Linked DNA regions of Homo sapiens: region 1 is linked to region 2. The links are chromatin loops, found by intact Hi-C in ENCODE. Cell type or tissue: PC-9. All regions are shown on one strand.

What was found. Peaks named below come from ENCODE experiments on the same cell type or tissue, not always from the same donor. Only the 100,000 strongest peaks of a DNase experiment are listed, where the experiment ranks them.
Region 1: it touches region 2 in a loop (3-fold over the local background); 1 of 110 quality-filtered maps calls a loop at or near these places.

What each region holds. Positions count from the first base shown.
Region 1 is chr2:176,561,949-176,564,448 of GRCh38, forward strand. No RefSeq gene overlaps it. Among named protein-coding and RNA genes, the nearest start is that of MIR1246, 38 kb to the right of the region's middle. In PC-9, no CTCF peak of the experiment used is centred here; a DNase peak (open chromatin) is centred at 953; H3K27ac peaks cover 1,525 bases.
Region 2 is chr2:177,395,512-177,398,011 of GRCh38, forward strand. The region is part of intron 1 of AGPS (alkylglycerone phosphate synthase); the gene reads left to right. Among named protein-coding and RNA genes, the nearest start is that of AGPS, 4.0 kb to the left of the region's middle. RefSeq lists an enhancer at 1,011-1,511 and a silencer at 1,150-1,444. In PC-9, no CTCF peak of the experiment used is centred here; DNase peaks (open chromatin) are centred at 1,340 and 2,150; H3K27ac peaks cover 2,333 bases.

The DNA of each region.
Region 1 (2,500 bases), 830 kb before region 2:
GCTGATTTTGATGTACCTACCGAGTGTGGCCAAAGGTGGCTCTTGGTAAGACATTAGAGGTTACAGAATTCCTCAGGAAGCATCTAGTGTGGGCTAACATCTCTGGAGCCCAGTAGGGAAAAACCAGAAGATGGGCAGAGATAAGCAAGTGACACCAGGCAAAATATTAGGTGAGTATTTTGCTTATGACCTTTTGTTGCAGTGAACCAAGATTTACAAGTTATGCAAGGGATTTATTGCAAAGATGCTTGTGGAACAGCATTGGAAATGGAAAATGCTTAGGGTTGGAGATAGTTCTAGAAATCACCTAGCTTCTCTGTTGCTCTCAGGAGACAGAGAACTGCCCTCTATTAGTGGATCTAATTACTTAATGATGACTTCTGTCATCACCATTCTAGTCCCTCTGTGGACTGGCCTAAACTTCCCCTTCCTTGTAACTTCAGCTTGCACATGTTCCTTTTTGCTCCATCCTGTCTCCAACGTCCTTTTAAAACTTCAACTCTTATTACTAACTGGCTCATTCTCTTGGCATTTTCATAGTTCATATTCCCAAGAGAGCAAATTTAGTTGGTTCAGATTACAGTTAGGGGATGGGCTGCATCATTGGTTGCTGGCCAGCCTATGGATGGCTTGCCTCGGGGTCAGGTGCTCATCCCTGTTCTAATCAACTGTGACCAGGTAGAGTAGGGTTACAGTGTTTAACACAAGCTCCTCTAGACCTGCCCCTTCAGCAGGACTGTGATCAAGGCAGGCACAGTGATTGACATCTGAGGTCACCCTGTATTCCTATTCCATAATTAATGAGGTGTCTTTAGGCAGCTCATGTTATACTCATCCACAAGCCCACACAACTATCATGTCAGTGCTGCAGACTCTCCCAAATCCCCTAGTCATGCTACCTCTTGTAACCAACTTATATCTGAATTCTTACCGCAGATTCTTTCTTGGCCCTGTCCCACCCTATTTTCAACTTTCCTGTTTGCATTCTTACTCTTTGACATCATCATGCCTCTCAGATTTCCCAACGACAATATTGACTTCATCTTACCCCAACTGGGTTTGCCTAGATTATACTTGTGTCACAGTCTAAATAAATCTCTAATCTGTTCAGTTCTTCCCATCATAATGACCACTATCCTACTGAAGGCCATAATTACTCCTTAACTAGTACCCCTGCTAACAATCCCATGGCCCTCCAATCTTGCATTCATCTTTTCTTTTTTCTTCTTTTTTTTTGAGATGGAGTCTTGTACTGTTGCCCAGGCTGGAGTGTGTGACATGATCTCGGCTCACGGCAACCTCCGCCTCCTGGGTTCCAGCAATTCTCCTGCCTCAGCCTCCTGAGTAGCTGGGATTACAGGGGCCTGCCACCACACCCAGCTAATTTTTGGTATTTTTAGTTGAGATGGGGGTTTCAACATGTTGGCCAGGCTGGTCTTGAACTCCTGACCTTGTGATTTGCCCGCCTCAGCCTCCCAAAATGCTGGGATTACAGGCATGAGCCACCGCACCCGGCCCTTTGCATTCATCTTTCAATGATATGAATCTTTTTGTGCTTTCAGCATTCAATGGCTCCCTTTGCCCACAGGTTAGAGTCTAATTCCTTGATGTGGTTTCAGAGGTTGACAGGCTTCCATAATTGCCTGGTCCCTGCCAGCCTCTTCCCATATCTGCTCTCCTAGCCACCCTCCTTTGCTTTATATGCTCCCCCTTACTCAACTCCTGTGTGTTTCTTATACATGCTGCACTCTCTCTTGACTTGGGGCCTTTGTACCTGTTTTTCCCTTTGCCCATTTTTCAACTCTCCTCCTTCTCAGCTGAAAGTTCATTTCCCCAGACATTTCTTACTCCCTAGATGGGTGCAGTGAGGATGAGGAGCTCATCTGCTACGTTTGCAGCTGTATTCCTGCACTGGCGCAGATGGCGCATGGGGGGTGCTCTCTGAATGTTTCTTCTTCTTGTGATGTTAAATCTCAGTGCTCCAAGAAATTATCACTTCTGTGTGGGAATCAAAATGAAGGCAGCTAAAAGGAGTGATTGGAGAAAGGGAAAAGAGGAAACAAGTGAAGTGAAATAGAGGGGTATGTAGTATAATGATTTTGAAAAACTCACAGAGTATAGAAGGACCCCTGAAGGAAAAAAAAGATCTATGAACTTTGATTGCTGAAAGAAATATGCAGCTCCCAGAAGGATCACTGAGATCAAAGGACTTTGCTGAGGAATCCATCTCAAGGCTATTTAGCCATTAACAAAGCAGGATTTTGGCTCTGGATTAATTTCTTTAGCAAAGAGAAGTTCAACTCTTTTCTGAAATCTTTGGAATAGCTGTGGTAGTTCTAATGGGTTATGAATCCAGGCACCTGTTACCTGGGGCTTCCTGGGACAGTTTGCATTCCAAGGTGCAGTCTACCACTCCCAGTGTCCAGAGCTCTCTAGTGTTTCTTGATAAAGGTTCACAGACACCTGCAGAATAGTTTATTTGCCCTTTAAGTAACTTAGC
Region 2 (2,500 bases):
CAAAAGCTTCCACAGAGGGTGATATACTTGATAGATAATCATGAGGAACCCAAGTCTCCCTTCTACTTCCTACTTAGCTGGGCCTGCAGTTGCCAGCTACAGAATCCAGCCTAAAGGGAAGATAAATGATAGAGGAAGAAGGAACCACAGTATATATCTAATAAGGTGTGAGTATGCCTATATGTCAATTATTTTGGAATAATTTTGTGATTTGTGTATTATTCCTTCCCTTTTATTACTTTGGATGATAACATTGCTTGTAATTGTTTTATCACATGGTTGTTTTATCACATGGTTGGTTATATCACATGGCCTGGAGTAGTGACTTCTTGAAATGCCATATTTTCATTCCTGTTACAGAATAGTCATGCATATGTTTCAACATTTATAGAGTAGTTGCTTTATGAAGGTCCTGTCCTAGGCATTGGAGGTAAAGAGATGAATAAGTAGTCTTCAGCCTCAAAGAGTTCACAATCTAGGAAGTGAGAGACACAGTGCAGTTTGATTAGAGCCACTGTAGATACAGGTACAAATGTAGCACAAAGGAAAGACTGACTTACTCTATATGGGGGTGGGAGGGTGGGGGTGGTCAGAGGAAGCTTTCTGGAGAAGATTTTAAAATGTGGATGGTATTTTGAGAGTTTATATTCCAGGCAAAGGGAACAGCATATGACAAAGCAAGGGGCCATGAAAGTGCATATCGTATTTACATAACTAGGTGATTTAGTATTGGTAGAGGTGAGAATAAAATGAAAGGAGGGCAGTGGCAGGTCATGGAGGTCTTTGGCTTGTGGGTTATCAGTCCATTCGTTCATGCATTCATTCATGCTTATAAAATATAGCAGTGAACAAAAACTCTGCCCTATGGAACTTATATTCTAGCTGGAGTGGAGACAGTGAACAAACAACTAATATAGTATGTCAGGTAGTGATAAATATAAAGAAAAATGAAGCAGCTGAAGGGGCTTGGTGATAGAGAACCCTTGAAGGAATTAAGCTGGGAAGAGACATGATCAGATTGGGTTTGGGTTTGAGAGAAGTCACTCCAGCTACAGTGTTAAGAATGGATTGGAGAACGGTAAGGATGGACATAGATCAGTTAGAGGAGATCAGTTAGAGGAGGCTGTTGTAACACAATAGGCGAGAAATAATGAAGAATTAAACTAAGATGATGGCAATGAGAATAGGGAGGAAATGATGTGTGTGAGAGTTTTAGAAGTTCATTAGGTGACACCATTAAAGTTTAATCACACTTTAAAACTATGTAACTAAATTAATGCCACAGGAGTTTGGAGACTGAATGACAATAGAAAAGGGATGACACAGTCCAGAGGAATGTGGACATTTCAGAGGGCTGACCAAACAAAACCTGCTGTTTACTTATCACATGGTCTCCTATGAAGTTGGCACCAATTACTTCTTTTTCTTTTCTTTTTTTTTTTTTTGCTATGGAGTCTTGCTCTGTCTCCCAGGCTAGAGTGAAGTGGCGCGATCTCAGCTCACTGCAACTTCCTGCCTCCCGGGTTCAAGCGATTCTCCTGCCTCAGCCTCCGGAGTAGCTGGGATTACAGAGCCTGCCACTGTGCCCAGCTAAGTTTTGTATTTTTAGTAGAGATGGGGTTTCACCATCTTGGCCAGGCTGGTCTCGAACCCCTGACCTAGTGATCCACCCACCTCAGACTCTCAAAGTGCTAGGATTACAGGCATGAGCCACCACGTCTGGCCGGCTCCAATTACTTCTATCCCGGAACATATGTTCTCATTATTTGAAGTTGCTGAGCAGAGTATTGAAGTGACAGTTTACTCTTGGATCCTCCCTTTTTCCTTAAGTGCATGTTACCCATGTACAGTTTTTCTTTTGACTTTGCTTCTAAGTGCAATTTTAGATCCTTAAAAATCATAGTAAATGTCAATTACATATGTGACACTTTTACGTCTTGGTTTTGGATTTTTTTCAGTTTTTTTTTTTTTTAAGGCTCTTGTGGTCTTACGAAAAAGAGAAGAAAAAATACCATGTTAACTTTCATTCTTCCACACTGCTAACCTCTTTCCCAGTTATAACTTTGGCTCCAACCTCATTGTGGTTTGCATTAGTCAGAACTGCTCAATGGCAGTTTTTACGGAGGTTATAAATGTTCAGGTCAAAAGAATGATTAAGAACGCCACTAATTGTTTAGTCTACTTGCTTATAATGTCACTTACAAATGCCATTTTAATAAAAAGCAGTATATTAACGTCGGGCATGGTGACTCACACCCCATAATCCCAGCACTTTGGGAGGCCAAGGCAGGCAAATCACTTGAGCCCAGGAATTCAAGACCAGCCTGGGTAAGATGGTGAGACCCCATCTCTACAAAAATACAAAGAAAGTTAGCCTGGTGTGGTGGCACAGGCCTGTGGTTTCAGCTACTGGGGAGGCTGAGGCGGGAGGATTGCTTTGAGCCTGGGAGGCAGAGGTTGCAGTGAGCTGAGATTGCGTCATTGTACTCCAGGCTGGACG